Linked DNA regions of Homo sapiens: region 2 is linked to region 1. Evidence: chromatin loops called from intact Hi-C (ENCODE). Cell type or tissue: heart right ventricle. All regions are shown on one strand.

Evidence for each region. Peaks named below come from ENCODE experiments on the same cell type or tissue, not always from the same donor. Only the 100,000 strongest peaks of a DNase experiment are listed, where the experiment ranks them.
Region 2: it touches region 1 in a loop (2.0-fold over the local background); 17 of 110 quality-filtered maps call a loop at or near these places.

What each region holds. Positions count from the first base shown.
Region 1 is chr7:1,763,960-1,771,959 of GRCh38, reverse strand. No RefSeq gene overlaps it. Among named protein-coding and RNA genes, the nearest start is that of ELFN1-AS1, 26 kb to the right of the region's middle. RefSeq lists a silencer at 4,153-4,447. In heart right ventricle, a CTCF peak has its summit at 4,228; no DNase peak of the experiment used is centred here; H3K27me3 peaks cover 221 bases.
Region 2 is chr7:1,589,881-1,597,880 of GRCh38, reverse strand. It overlaps LOC105375123 (a long non-coding RNA gene), which reads right to left and starts at 5,442. Exons shown (of 8, transcript XR_001745048.2): 1 at 4,950-5,442; 2 at 4,569-4,778; 3 at 977-1,120. RefSeq lists an enhancer at 4,092-4,141. In heart right ventricle, a CTCF peak has its summit at 4,180 (motif pointing right); no DNase peak of the experiment used is centred here; H3K27me3 peaks cover 6,492 bases.

The DNA.
Region 1 (8,000 bases):
TAAAAGGGGACAAAGTTTCAGTTAGGATGAATACATGGTAAGTGTTTGATGGGATGGATATACTGATTAGCTTGATTCAATCATTCCACACTGTATATGTGTATCATGACATCACTTTGTACCCCATAAATAATTATAATTTGTCAATATAAATTTTTTTAATTTTTTTATTTTTTGAGTTGGAGTCTCGCTCTGTCACCCAGGCTGGAGTGCAGTGGCACGATCTTGGTTCACTGTGACCTCTGCCTCCTGGGTTCAAATGATTCTCCTGCCTCAGCCTCCTGAGAAGCTGGGATTACAGGCACCCACCACCACACTCAGCTCATTTTTGTATTTTTAGTAGAGACGGGGTTTCGCTACGTTGGCCAGGCTGGTCTCAAACTCCTGACCTCAAGTGATCTGCCTGCCTCGGCCTCCCAAAGTGCTGGGATTACAAGTGTGAGCCACCGTGGCTGGCCTAAAATTTTTTTAATAAAATTATTTTTAAAATTTAAAACTAAAAAAAAAGCAAATGTAAATAGTTTAAGTACACCAGTTGAAAGAGAGTGATTGTCAAATTGAATTAAAACAAACAAAATCCCATAGAATCTCCAAAAATGTTCCTCCAGCTAATAAATGAGTTTAGCAAGGTCATGGGAAATAAGGTCAATATACAAAAATTGGCCGGGCACGGTAGCTCAGGCCTGTAATCCCAGCACTTTGAAAGGCCGAGGCAGGTAGATCACCTGAGGTCAGGAGTTTGAGATCAGCCTGACCAATATGATAAAACCCCATCTCTACCTAAAAATACAAAAATTATACAGGCGTGGTGGTGGCGCTGTAGTCCCAGCTACTTGGGAGGCTGAGGCACGAGAATCACTTGAACCTGGGAGGCGGAGGTTGCAGTGAGCCAAGATCTCACCACTGCACTCCAGCCTGGGCAACAGAGTCAGAGTCTGTCTCAAAAAAATAAGTAAAAAGTGAAAAAAAAATATATATGTCTATAGACTAGCAACAAACAGCGGTTGGAGGCTGTAGTGAGCTGGGATTGAACCACCACACTCCAGTCTGGGCCACAGAGTACCCTGTTTCTAAAAATAATAATGATAATAAAGAATGGTTACATAAAGAATTTGGGCAACATGAAATGCTGGTGAGTATTTAGAGCAAACAGAATCATTTTTGGTGGCGGGAGGAAACGTCCCATGCACGGCCACTCTGGAAAACAGTTTCACAGTTTCTCAGACCTACAGTGACCTTCTGAGCTAGCAATCCCATTGTTACTGGCTGGAAGGTGTTAGCTGTGAGCCAAGGTTTGGAACCTGTCCACAAACCTGCCAGGGTCCTCCGAGTACCTTCCCCACTTTCCCTGACATTGTTGGGTATCAGTTGTGGGAAATGAGACTTGCACTGGACTGGACCCCACTCCTCCCGAGAGGGACGGTGCCATGGGACCTGCGGAAGAGGGTGATCCGCTCTGGGGATGTGGGGGGCTGAGGAGGATTTGACAAGAGACAAGTGGCCCTTGTAAGAGGGGGTCATCCACAACATCCAGCTCAGTCTTAGGATTTTTTTTTTTTTTTTTAAGAACAAGTCTCAGGTCTAAAACTCAGTCTCTTTAGACCGAGTTGCCCAGGCTGGAGTGCAGTGGCGCGATCTAGGCTCACTGCAACTCCACCTCCCGAATTCAAGTGATTCTCTGGCCTCAGCCTCCTGAGTAGCCGGGATTACAGGCTTGAGCCATCAAACACCTGGCTAAATTTTTGTATTTTTAGTAGAGACGGGGTTTCACCATGTTGGCCAAGCTGGTCTTGAATCCCTGACCTCAAGTGATCACCTGCCTCTGCCTCCCAAAGTGTTGGGATTACAGGTGTGAGCCATCGCGCCCGGCCTCAGGACTTTTTTTTGAGGGCCCGTCTTAGAAGCTTTACAGATTGCAGGATTCTGGAAGGTGTTTCCCATAGTGGTCTGGCCTAGGGAGGGCCTGCATATTGCAGACGTTTCTGACCTCAGGGGGTCAGGCGACGTCCCCAGCCTTAGGGTGTCAGACATCCCGAACCCCAGGGTGGGCCCTGGCGCTGGTTTGGAGGCGTCCCCCGTAGGCGATGGATTGATTTACTGTGATTCCCCTAGTCCCGGGATGCAATGCTTAGCTATTTGCGTCCCAAGTGAAATAAGCTTCTTCAGCCGGTAACCCTCGTGAGACACGGGACCTCACCACAGACCTTAACACTATTAACAGCAAAGTCAGGGATCCGTCCCTCGGAACCATGAAGAATTCCGGGTTCTCACGCAGAAAGACTCACACATAAAACGGGGGGCCCCTGTCCCGCTCTCAGAAGAGGACCCTAAAAACGTAACTCCACACCACCGCCTCCGGCACAGGGACACAGACACCGACCGGAACGGGGGCTCTCGGCTCCGCAAAGACATTCTGCAGCACAAACATCGCCCTGGCTGTTGCGCGGACGTGTCTTGTGCTCGGCAGGACCTGAACGACCCGTTCCCTGACCGAGTTATCGTGTCACCGGAGACTTCAAGCGGCGGGTGCCCTGGTGGCTTTTCACTGCTCAACCCGCGCCCACAGATGACAGCTTCGACAAAGAAAGAAGAAAAAAACACATCCCCAAATTCGGGCTTACCTCCCGGCCTGCTCGCCAACACGGGTGGCCGGATGGAAGGTCTCGGCTGCGAGTTGTCCAGGGTCTTGGCGTGTTGAAGAAAGAATGGAACAAAATGCACGCACAAAGCAACAAGAGAATGAAGCAAAGAAAGACAAGAGAAAGGACAGGGGAGGAGAAAAGGCACAATTCACGGAGCAAGAGACGCCCCAGCATGTGGCTCAAGAGTCTCCTGATTGCAAGGCTCCCAGGGCTTTTATAAGGCCAAGAAAACTTGGCACCACCCCCTCGGTGCCCTTTAGAGGTCTCCGATTGGTTACCCACCTATGAAGGATTGGCCTTTGACCAATCAGAGGCTGAAGTGGAGGCTCGGCCCGCAGTCAATCAGGGGCTGAAGTAGAGGGGTCTGTCTTGTTATCACAGGTTAAAGGCGGCCTGTGTGCTGCCTCACCTTGCCTAGAACTGGCTGCACCTGCTGGTCTTTTGCTTCTCCCTTAACCCCTGGTTACCTTCATTCTCTATTCTCCTGCCTCAATATCATGGATATCTATCCAGAAAACTGAAAAATTGTGCTCACACAAAAACCGATGCCTGCAAGTTCATAGTTTTGTTCATATTTACTGAAGACGGAACTCAGCCTTCAACTGGTGCATAAGGAAACCGTGATGCCTTCATACCGAGGAATACCACTCAGCAATTAAAATGACACACATACCTACTGGGATCAATCAGACGCCAGCTGAAGGAACCTCTGAAGGTTCCCGCTGGAGGAGTCCTGGGTCTGGGTGATGCCGCAGGGTGGCTGGACCGGGCAGCCAACAGCACTGGGAGGGGCACAGGGCGGGCTAAGGGGTTCAAGGAAGGCTGGTTGCAGAGGCTCGGCACCTGAGAGCTATTTTTGAGGAGCTGCACCTTGATTTTGGCAGTGGTTGCGTGACTCTGTACATTTGTCCGATTCTTAGAATTGCACACCAGAAAAGCTGACTTTTACCTATGTAAATTCAAACAAACTTTTAAAAGAAAGATGTATTTCAAAATAATTTTTATTTTTGGGGAAGGAGTCTTGCTCTGTTGCCCAGGCTGGAGTGCAGTGGCACGATCTTGGCTCACTGCAACCTCTGCCTCCCAGGTTCAAGTGATTCTTCTGCCTCAGCCTCCCAAGTAGCTGGGATTACAGGTGCCCACCACCACACCACACCCGACTAATTTTTGTATTTTTACTAGAGACGGGGTTTCACCATGTTGGCCGGGCTAGTCTTGAACTCCTAACCTCAAGTAATCCACCCACCTCAGCCTCCCAAAGTGCTGGGATTACAGGCATGAGCCACTGCGCCCAGCTAAAGACTTTTTTTTCTGCCTATTAGCAACAGCCATCAGAATAACATGGGGGAAATAGCCCATTCAAAATAATAATAACATGAAATTAAAAATGCTTTAGGTCTCGGAAAAAATGCCACGACCTTAGAGTGAATATCAGTGGGCACTGGGGTGTTGCTCCTGTAGCCCTGGGGTGTTGTTCTTGATGGAAGTGACAGAGCCCACTGGAAGCTGCATGAGCAGACGGGGGTGGGTGGTGTCACCGGCTCCCCAGGCCAGCTGGTTGCAGGACCTCAAACGAGGCACGTGTGGGCGCTGTGGTGTCTTTGCTCTAAACAACTGCTGCTCTCCCTGGTGAATTTTAACTCTGTGTGTGTGTGTGTGTGTGTGTGTGTGTGTGTTTGTGTGTGTTGTACATGCACAGGCACATACACACACAGAGTTAAATGGCTGGGTGGTGGTTACGTGACATGGGTGGCGTGTGTGCGTGGGTGTCATGGGTTGAGTGTTCAAGTCCTAACCGCCAGTGCGTGTGAACGGGAACTTGTTTGGAAACAGGGTCTTTCCAGATGATCAAGGTGAGACGAAATCATTAGGGTGGCCCCTAATCTAATATGACCAGTGACCCCATTACAAGGGGGACATTTGGACACAGAGACAGAGATGCACATGCAAAGATGAAGGCAGAGATCGGGTGAATCTTCTAGAAGCCAAGGGATCACCCAAGGCTGCCCTCCAACGATCGTAAGCTAAATGAGAGAGCCAGGGACGGACTCTCCCTGACAGCCTTGGGAAGGAACCAGCCCTGCCCATGCCTTGCTTTTGGGGGTCCGGCCTCCTGAGCTGTGGGACAATATGTCTCTGTTGTTGGAGCTTCCTAGTGTGTGGCACTTTGTAAAGGCAGCTCTAGCAAAGTGAGGCAGTGTGTACGCTGTTACTTAGTGGGTTTGCACTACTTAGCCTTTAATAAACACCATAGAAGACGTGAAGTTAATTCAGAGAATTCCCAGTTACATGCCAGGCCCCAGCACACACACACACACACACACACACACACACACACACACAGTGACACATGCTTATTCTGTGTGTAAGTTCACAAAGGTTTGGAATGATTTGGGCTCACAGTTTGTTTTGGGTTTTCACCTTGTGGTCTTATATTTTCCTAGGTTTGAGTAATAGGTTCAAAGTAAACAATTAGCCAGGCACAGTGGCTCACGTCTGTAATCCCAGCACCTTGGGAGGTTGAGGCCGGAGGATTGCTTGAGTCCAAGAGTTTAAGACCAGCCTGGGTTGGCCGGGCACAGTGGCTCACGCCTGTAATCCCAGCACTTTGGGAGTCTGAGGCAAGCGGATCACGAGGTCAGGAGATCGAGACCATCCTGGCTAACACAGTAAAACCCCGTTTCTACTAAAAATACAAAATATTAGCCGGGCATGGTGGCAGGTGCCTGCAGTCCCAGCTACTTGGGAGGCTGAGGCAGGAGAATGGCGTGAACCCAGGAGGCGGAGCTTGCAGTGAGCCGAGATTGTGCCACTCCAGCCTGGGTAAGAGAGCAAGACTCTGTCTCAAAAAAAAAAAAAAAAAAAAAAGACCAACCTGGGCAACATAGTGAGACCCTGGTCCCTACAAAAAAATTTAAAAATTAGCCAGCATGGTGGTGCATGCTTGTAATCCCAGCTACTCAGGAAGACTAGGTGGAAGGATCGCTTGAGGCCAGGAGTTGGAGGGTGCAGTGAGCCATGATCTCGCCACTGCACCGCAGCCTGGGTGACAGAGCAAGACCCTGTCTTAAAAAAAAAAAATTGTAGCCCAGGCTGGGCATGGTGCCTCATGCCTGTAATCCCAGCACTTAGGGAAGCCGAGGCGGGTGGATCATCTGAGGTCAGGAGTTCAAGACCAGCCTGGCCGATATGGTAAAACCCCGCCTCCACTAAAAACACAAAAATTAGCCAGGTGTAGTGGTCCACGCCTGTAGTCCCAGCTACTTGGGATCCCGAGGCAGGAGAATCACTTGAACCCAGGAGGAGGAGGTTGCAATGAGCTAAAATTGCAGCATTGTATTCCAGCCTGGGTGACAGAGCGAGGCTCCATCTCAAAAAACAAAACAAAACAAAACAAAAAGCAAAACAAAATTTAACCCAGTGCCTTAGTTTTCGATGGCTGCCGTAATGAACTGCCACACATTTAGGTGGCTTAAAATAATACAAACTTATTCATACAGTTCTATAGGTTAGGTGTAAAGTCCAAATCGGGTCTCCGTGGGCTAAAATCAAGGCGTCCAAAGGGCTGATTCCTTCTGGAGGCTCGGGGAGAATCTGTTTCCTGGCTTTTCCAGCTCCTGGAGGCGCCCACATTCCCTGGCAAGGGGCCCTTCCTCCATCTTCAGAGCCCACAGAGTAGCATCTTCTGTGCCCAGATGTCCCAGGCCCCCCTCTTATAAGGACCTTTGTGATGACCTCAGGCCCACCTGGAGAACACAGGAAACTCGCTTTCTGCAGAGCCCTGCCTGAGTCATGTCTGCAAAGTCCCCATTGTCACACAAAGCACGAGGGTCACGGGTCCCGGGGGTCCAGACCTGGGCATCTTCAGGGCCATCGCTCTGCCCACCGCACATAGCAACGTAAAAGCGCAGACACGGAACCCCACTTCCGCCAGCCCTTTATTCTCTGTGACCACGTGGAGATTGTATCTGGGTTTAAAATTCAAGAGTGACACAGAGTATGAATTGCAAAGTGTCATATTTTGATTTGGTGAATGCAAATTTTCTTTCATATGTGAGATATTTTACTAAAATTGGCTAATATATTTTTAATTGAAATTTACTCTTATTTTTTTTTTTTTTTGACAGACTCTTGCTCTGCCACCCAGGTAGTAGTGCAGTGGTGTGATCTCGGCTCACTGCAACCTCTGCCTCCCGGGTTCAAGCAATTCTCCTGCCTCAGCCTCCTGAGTAGCTGGGATTACAGGCATGTGCCACCATGCCCAGCTAATTTTTGTATTTTTAGTAGAGACGGGGTTTCGGCATGTTGCCCAGGCTGGTCTCGTACTCCTGACCTCAGGTGATCCACCCACCTCGGCCTCCCAAAGTGCTGTGATTACAGGCATGAGCCACCACACCCAGCCAATTTTATTTTAAAACTAAAGAATGACTCAAGAAAATAAAGATGTTGCCTAAATTGTAGCTTTGAAGATATTTTGGTTTTATAAAAGTCACTTATTTTTTGACTGGAATGATCGTATACATGAAATGCAATAAAATAAAATGTTCACAGCTGCATTCCTGTCCTTGCATTATTATTATTATTTTCTTGAGACAGGGTCTTGCTCTGTCATCCAGGCTGGAGTGCAGTGGCACAATCATGGCTCACTGCAGCCTTGACTTACCCCCAGGGTCAGGTGATCCTTCCACCTCAGCCTCCCACAAAGCTGGGACCACAGGCTTGTGCCACCATGCCTGCCTAATTTTTTATTTTTTTTTTTGAGGCAGAGTCTCGCTCTGTTGCCCAGGCTGGAGTGCAGTGGCGCGATCTCAGCTCACCACAACCTCCGCCTCCCGGGTTAAAGTGATTCTCCTGCCTCAGCCTCCCAAGTAGCTGGGATTACAGGCGTGTGCCACCATGCCCGGCTAATTTTTGTATTTTTAGTAGAAACAGGGTTTCACCATGTTGGTGAAGCTGGTCTCGAACTCTTGACCTCGTGATCTGCCTGCCTCGGCCTCCCAAAGTGCTGGGATTACAGGCGTGAGCCACCACGCCTGGCCATGCCTGCTTAATTTTTGTATTTGTAGTAGAGACGGGGTTTCATCATGTTGCACAGGCTGGTCTCAAACACCTGGGCTCAAGCAGTCCTCCTTCCTTGGCCTTCCAAAGTGCTGGGGTTACAGGTGTGAACCACCACACAGCCTTCTTATGCGATTGTATCAAAAGGCACAAGGAACCGCCATGAGCACTCCACGCTGGGAGCACTCCATGCTGGGAGCACTCCACGGTGGGAGCACTCCACGCTGGGGGCATTTCCCACGCTGGGGGCATTTCCCACGCTGGGGGCACTCCACGCTGGGGGCATTTCCCACGCTGGGG
Region 2 (8,000 bases), 170 kb after region 1:
CCCTTCTTCCTCCATCACTGCTCCATTTTCCCAAAGGCCCCAGGAGTTCTGGTTTCTCCATTTTCCTCTCAATGAAGTGTGAGAGGCCCTGCCCCCCACAGACCCCCTGGAAGCTCTGAGGATCATCCTCTCTTCCCTGTGCCCACATCCAGGCCCCTGCAAACCCCACAGCAGCTGCCAGCTGCACCCTGAACACAGCCAACCCCGTGCCAGGGGCCAGAGGCCTTACGGAGCCTCGCCCCGCCACCTTGGCTCCTTCGTCTCATACCGTGAGCCTCCTGGCTCACCACCGAGATCACGTGCTGCCTGCCATGGGGTGAACGGGGACCCCAAAAAGAGCTACCCAAGCGCTGACCCCTGGGACCTGTGCATGGGACCTTTCACCCTGTGAATTGGTCTTAGGGAATGGAATTGATTAAAGACATCAAGATGAGGTCATCCTGGATTCAGGATGGGCCCCAAATCCAATGACAGATGTCCTTGTAAGAACAGAGAAGGACACAGAGACACAGAGGCCATGTGACGAGGGCCGTGGGATGACAGCAACAGAGATTGCAGCGGTGTGTCAGCCATGAGCTGTTGGCAGCTGCCAGAAGCAGGAGAAGGGCCTGGAATAAATTCTCCGCTGCCAGGACCCTCAAGAAGGAACCAGCCCTGCTGACTCCGACTCCTTGGTTCCCTCCTGACCTGTGGGATGGTAACTTTCTGTGGTTTTAAGTCCCACAGTTTGCAATAACTCATCATGGCAGTTGGCAGTTGAAGGAAGCTGCCTCTCTTTCAGTCCCTAAAACATTTGAGTCCTTTTCTGCCTCCGAGCCTTTACATACACTGTTCCCTCCGCCCAGAATGCTTTTCCCTCGACCTCCACCTGCCTGCCTTCTGCTCGGCACTCAAGCCTCAACCGAAACATCACCTCCTCAGATGCTCCTCCTCGAACCACCCGCCCAGGCACGATTGCGCCCCTCCACGTTGGTACCGTCGTGGCGCTGATTGCCGGAAATGGGCTCACGCATTGACTGGTGCGCTCCTCTTCCCATCTGTCCACACCCCCGGATGCGGCCATCAGCTGTCTTGGCCCCCGAGGTGACCCAGCGTGGACACGGCACCTGGCACAGGGTACCTGGTTGGTAAACGAGCATAGAGTCAGTGACTCAAGCAGAAAGACCACGGGGAGAATAATTTGCAGGCCTGGGGGAAGAAAAAGCAGCGTGGACCCTGGGAACCACGTGTTTCGCCTGCGTACACTGTTGCCATTCTCTGCAATGGCAGGAGAGAGGCTATTGGGTTTTAAATCTCCAGGAAGCTGATAAATGCATTTGACTCCCAGCGCCTCATAGGTGGAGTACACCCCCACCCACACACAGCCATTAGAGCCCTGGGGATAGGGCACGGAGCCTGGAACACGTCGGACCCCACTAACGCCAGGCCATCACTCCATCTCCCTAAATATCTGATTTCTGTCATGCGGGGCTGTAAACTGTCCCCACGCACACGGCACCCAAGATTGTATCAGGGGCTGAGTGGCCTCTGCTCCTCCAGGAGCTTGTAGATAAACACGGCTGTTTCTCTCTTGGCTGACACGGGAGGGGAATGTCGCAGCCATGAGGCATTGAGAGGTTAAAATGTTTAATTAATTTTTCCTGACCGGTCTTTGCAGGGCCCCTTTGCAGACGAAAGGCACTGTGGCCCCCAAGGTGTGGCTTCGCTAATGGAGTCAGAATCTGTACAATGGGTTAAAAATGCACAAATAAATCCCCAGCTCCTAAGGGTTGGCCTGGAAAACTAGAGAGATGGCTCCCTGTTGAGTGAGGAGGTGAAATTGAGGAATTGGAATATGATTTGGGGAGAGGGGTTTATCTTGATCTCTGCACCCTCCCTCCCCCGACTTGTTTTCCGGGCTCTATCCTGGAAGGAGCCGGGGGTGTGGGCAGCGGCGGGTGAGGGAAGGGACGAGGGGATCGTGAGGTGAGGGGTGCTCACGATCCCACCCCACCCCATGCCCGTGCCACAGCCAGTCCCAGGACTCTGGTGCACTGGAGGTGCTTGTGAAACAGCTCCAGAATGAACGTTCAGGTCCCTATCTCACCCTCGCCCCTGCCCCACCCTCTCCAGACTTGACATGGGCAGGACTGGCCTCTTCTCCATCCCATGGCCAGCTTGGCCCCTGCTGCAGCCCCAGCCCAAACATCTCTTCATCAGAAACCACCCAGGCCCCCGGATTCCAATTCATCCCAGCTGGTCTCTCCAGATTCTCAGCATTCATGTACACAGAAATACAGGCATGTTCGTTTCTTGTTTTCTTTCTCTTCTACTAAACAGGGAGCTCCGTGGAGGCAGTGGCCTTTCTAGTCCTGTTCACTGCCGTATCTCCAGAGCTGACAGAGCTCCTACAGTCCTAGACAAGCAAGGACTGCTTGGATGAGTGGGAGGGTGGATGGCTGGGAGGATGGATGGAGGGAGGATGGATGTGAGGGTGAATGGATGGGAGGATGGATAGACGGATGGATGGGAGGGTGGATGGGTGGGAGAAGGGATGGGTGGATGGATGGATGGATAGGAGGATGGATGGATAGAAGGGAGGGTGGATAGACGGGAGGATAAATGGATGGATGGATGGATGGATGCATGGATGCATGGATGGATGAATGCATGAGTGGATGGGAGGGATGGATGGGAGGATGAATAGATAGATGGATGGGAGGGTGGATGGATGGGAGGATGGATAGATGGATGGACGGGAAGGTGGATGGATAGGAGGATGGATAGATGGATGGATGGGAAAGTGGATGGATAGGAGGATGGATGGAGGGATGGACAGGAGGATGGATGGAAGGATGGATGGGAGGATGGATAGATGGATGAACGGGAGGGTGGATGGATGGGAGGATGGATGGATGGATGGATGGATGGATGGATGGACGGACGGGAGGATGGATAGATGGATGGACGGGAGGGTGGATGGATGGCAAGATGGATAGATGGATCGATGGGAGGATGGATGGGTGGGAGGGTGGATGGATGGGAGAATGGATGGATGGATGGGAGGATGGATGGGTGGGAGGGTGGATGGATGGGAGAATGGATGGATGGATGGGAGGATGGATGGATAGAAGGGAGGGTGGATAGATAGGAGGATGGATGGATGGATGGATGGATGGATGCATGGATGGATGGGAGGGTGGATGTAGGGAGGATGGATGGATGGATGGATGGAAGAGTGGATGGATGGGAGAATGGATGGATGAATGGGAGGGCGAATGGATGGCAGGGTGGAAGGATGGAAGGATGGATGGATGGATGGATGGATGGATGGATGCATGGATGGATGCATGGATGGATGGGAGGGTGGATGGATGGGAGGGTGGATGGATGGGAGGGTGGATGGATAAATGGATGGATGGATAGATGCATGGATGGATGGATGGATGCATGCATGAATGGATGGGAGGGTGGATGGATGGGAGGGTGGATGGATAAATGGATGGATGGATAGATGCATGGATGGATGGATGCATGCATGGATGGATGGGAGGGTGGATGGATGGGAGGGCGGATGGGAGGATGGATAAATGGGAGAGTGGGTGGATAGGAGGGTGGACGAATGGGAGGATGGATGAATGGGAGGATGGAGGGATAGAAGGGACAGTGGATGGATGGATGCACGGATGGATGAATAGATAAATGGATGAATGGGAAGGTGGATGCATGGATGGATGGATGGATGGATGGATGGATGGATAGATGGGAGGGTGGATGGATAGGAGGATGGATGGAGGAGGGAGGGAGGGAGAGATGGAAAGAGGGAGGATAGATGGAGGGAGGGAGGCATAGAGGAGAGAGGGATGGAGGGAGGAGGGAAAGAAGAAGGAGGAGGGAGAAAAAAGGGGGGAAGAAGGGGGAAGAAAAGGGGCAGGAAGCAGGGAAGGAGGGAGGAAGGAGGGCAGACTAGCGCCCTTGGCCTGGGGCTGTGTCCCTCTGGGGTGGTGACCTTGGGACCATCTCGGAAAGGCAGAGAACCTGGGGCACTATCAGCAGAGGTGCTTCTGGGCTTGGGGGTCTCCTGCGGGGGCTCCAGTCCACCCTGCCTGGATAGCAGCTTCCCAAGGGCCCAAGGTGCCAGGGCTGGGCTCTGGCTTCTCTCCCCATGTTCAGAGGCCTCCTTCCTTCCCCTTGGCCAGCAGGGGGCTCACAAGGAGGTCCTGCAGGCGTCCTGCTAACTCCCTGCCCAGCCTCTGTGAGCACCGCCCTGAGGCAAGGTGGGTCTGGCTGCCCCGAGGCCTGGGGGCCGCCCGGCCTGGTCACACACAGGCATCCTGCACTCAATCTGCCCCAAGCCTCCCTCCCCCCAGCCTTTGTCCCATGCCATGCCCCCTGCCAGGGATGCCCTCCCCAATGCTACTGTCCACTTGGACCCCCAGGGAGAGTCTCTCCTCTGTACCCACACCAAATCACAGGAATACAGCCTGATCTGGGACCGGGCATGTTCTAGCTTGTGTGATAGCTTCCTATTCACACCTTTTATCCTCCAAACCTAATTGAAATCCCAGAGACCCAGATTGTCATCTCACAGCCACCGTCGTCACCGTCCGGGTGCCCTGGGGCCCGTCGCCTTCTGAGCCTTGGTTTTCTGGGGTTACGATGGAGACTGCGGGGGTGTGCGAAGCTTCAGAGTACAGTAACCAGGTGTCACAGAGGTGCACGGAGCACGGGACATGCTGAAAGGGGCTGGTTGCCCTCTTCTTCCTGGGAAAGGGCTCTGAGCCTCAGATTCCAGACCCCTGGAAAGGACGGACAAAAAGGTGAGAGCACAGCTGCCTCGGTCTTGCTGTTTCCAGGTAAACAGTTCTATGGACTCGATGGAGGAGCCTGGCTCCCCCCTACCCATACATGGTCTCCGAAGATGTTCCCGGACAAGGCACTCCCCAGCCGCCCCCTCTCCACGCCCCCACCTGCTACGTCCTGTCCTCTGAACAACAGAAGCAGGGGAGGACGAGGCGTTTGAGGAGTTCAGGGAGTTGGAAGAGAGTTAGCAGATTTCTGAGAACCCCAGGTGCAGCTTAACCTACAAATGGAAAATTATGGTGATGAGAAAGAGGATCTTTGATGAGGCAGAGTCTTGGGGGAATCGGATTTTGGCTGACGTGCAAGAAAAAGGCAGGCTGGGCGGGGAGGCAGGAAGAGGCAGGTGTCCCTGCAGGGAAAGGGGGCGGTGGAGGTGGGAAGCGTGTCCTGAGCGGATGTGGGTGGGGGCGAACAACGGGAGGTGCCCCCCAAGGCCTCGGGGACCCCATTTCCTGCACTGCCAGCTGCCAGCCCTGGGGACCACTGAAGAGAGCTTGGACCCGCCTGGCTGGCTGTTTACGTCTCACCCATCATGCATTAAGCATGCACCTGCTGGGTGCCCCCAGTGACTCCTGGTGCCACCGAGGTACTTCCATAGAGTGCGTGTCTGTCCCCACACCCCCGCAGAGTGGGCTGCTCCTGCCCGCCCGGCCCCACCACCCACTCCCACTGTTGCATGGCCTCTTGTAGCTAGACGCCAGCTGGCCGGTCTCTGGGTGGGCCGCCACGGCTCTTCCCATCCTTCGCGCCCCATTTTTCCTGCCCAGTCATGAGTAGAGTGGATTTCCATCCCCGGAGGGCTGGGCCAGCCATGCTTCCTGTCGGCCGGTGGCATGCAGTGAGGACGTCCCACCTTCGGAAGCATGACCTCAGGAAGTCCCCAGTTTCTGCTGAGATCCTGAGATGCCCAAGAAGGAAACCAGTCCAGCCTCCCGCAGGCAGAGCCCTGTGAGGGGCCGCGGCGCCTCGGACCACCAGCTGGATGCTGCGGGGAGGGGAACTCCCCACCACCCGCCAACCCACAGCCGTCTGACTGATGTGGGCTCCCGGCGAGGGAGGCTGCAGCCTCCCAGACAGCTCTGGCTCAGGCTGGGTGGCTGGGAAGTGCACATAGATTAGCCAGGGTTCTCCAGAGACACAGAACCAAAGGATATATGTGTGTGTCTGTGTGTGCATGTGTGTACAGAGACACAGAGACAGAGACAGACAGAGAGAGAGAGAGAGAGAGACAGAGAGAGATCTACATGGGAATCGGCTCACAGAATCACAGAGGCTGAGAAGCCCCACCATCTGCTGTCTGCAAGCTGGAGGCCCAGGGAAGCCAGTGGAGCAATTCAGTCCAAGTTTGAAGGCCTGAGAACAGGAGCTCGATGTCCAAAGTCAGGAGGAGATGGATGTCCCAGCACAGGAAGAGAGAGAATTCCCTCCCCTGCCTTTGTCCCGGGGGAGGCCTCAGTGGTTTGGGTGACACCTGCCCACATTGGGGAGGGTGGACTTGTCTACTTGGTCTGCTGATTCAAGTGCTGATCCCTTCTGGAAACTTGGGGGAATGGGATTTTGGCTGTCGTGCAAGGAAAAGGCAGGCTGGGCGGGGAGGCAGGAAGAGGCAGGTGGTCCTGCAGGGAGAAGGGGCGGTGGAGGTGGGAAGCGTGTTCTGAGCAGATGTAGGTGGGGGCAAACAACGGGAGGTGCCCCCCAAGGCCTCAGAGACCACAAGACCTGCTAGCTGCCAGCCCCGGGGACTGCTGAAGAGAGCTTGGACCCACCCGGCTGGCCATTACAGCCTCACAGACACGCCCAGAAGTGATGTTTTTTACCAGCTCTCTAGGCGCCACTTACCCCAGTCAAGTTGACTCCTAAAATGAATATCACAGCCAGGTCAGAGGTATGCACAGACTTTCCCTCTGAATTCCCTCGACGCCCTTTGAAGGGGTCCTATTATTATTCCCATCTTATAAAAGAGGATGTTTGAGAGTTTCAGTGATGGCTCCTGACCACACAGCTCAGGGCGGTGAAGCCCAGACACACATCAGCCTTCACGCCTGGGCTCTCAAGTTCTCCCCAGCCTGGTTTTCTCTGAACCCAACCCAAGTCTCTCCACTCCTGAGGGATGATACATGCCCACCCCTCTCCGGAAGCCTCCACGCCCACCCTCTCCTTCCACTTCTCCCAGCTGCATCTCCCAGCCACGCTGCCTCTGACCTGTCTTCCCCAGACCCAGCCTCATTTCTCCAGACCCCGGGCCCCTATCTCCCCTTTCCTCTGCCATTTGGCAGATTTGCTATGTGGCCCCGGGAACACAGTCTTCAGCAATCTCTGTCTAGCACGGTGCAGGGAATTAAAGGTGACTCACACCTGTAATCCCAACAACTTTGAGAGGCCGGGGTGGGAAAATCCCTTGAGTCCAGGAGTTTGAGATCAGCCTAGGCAGCATCTCCAGATCCCTTTGCTACAAAAACATTAAAATTAGCCAGGCTTGGTGGCATGCACCTGTAGTCCCAACTACTCTGGAGGCTGAAGTGGGAGGATCGCTTAAGCCCAGATGGTTGAGACTGCAGTGAGCTTTGATGGTGCCACTGCACTCCAGCCTGGGTGACAGAGCAAGACCCTGTCTACAAACAAACAAATGAACAGAAAAAAGACTGCAAATTCTTTGCCCCCCTCCCATTGAGAGGAAGCTGTTCCCCCTCCCGTTGAATCTGTGGGCTCCGGGCTCCATCAAGAGCATGTGGGGACTGAGTCATTTGTTCACCCGCGTTCACAGCAGCACCGTCCCCAACAGCCAAAAGGGGAAAGCAGCCCAAGTGTCGTGGACCGATGAATGGATACACAAAACGTGGTCCTTCCACACAGTGGAGCATTACTCAGCCTTCAAAAGGAATGAAGGCTGGGCACAGTGGCTCACGCCTATAATCCCAGCACTTTGGGAGGCCAAGGCGGGGGGGATCACCTGCCTGAGGTCAGGAGTTCAAGACCAGCCTGGCCAACATGGTGAAACCCCGCCTCTACTAAAAATACAAAAATTAGCTGGGTGTGTTGGTGGATGCCTGTGATCCCAGCTACTCAGGAGGCTGAAGGAGGAGAATCGCTTGAACCCAGGAGGTAGAGGTTGCAGTGAGCTGAGATTGCTCCATTGCACTCCAGGTGGGTGACAAGAG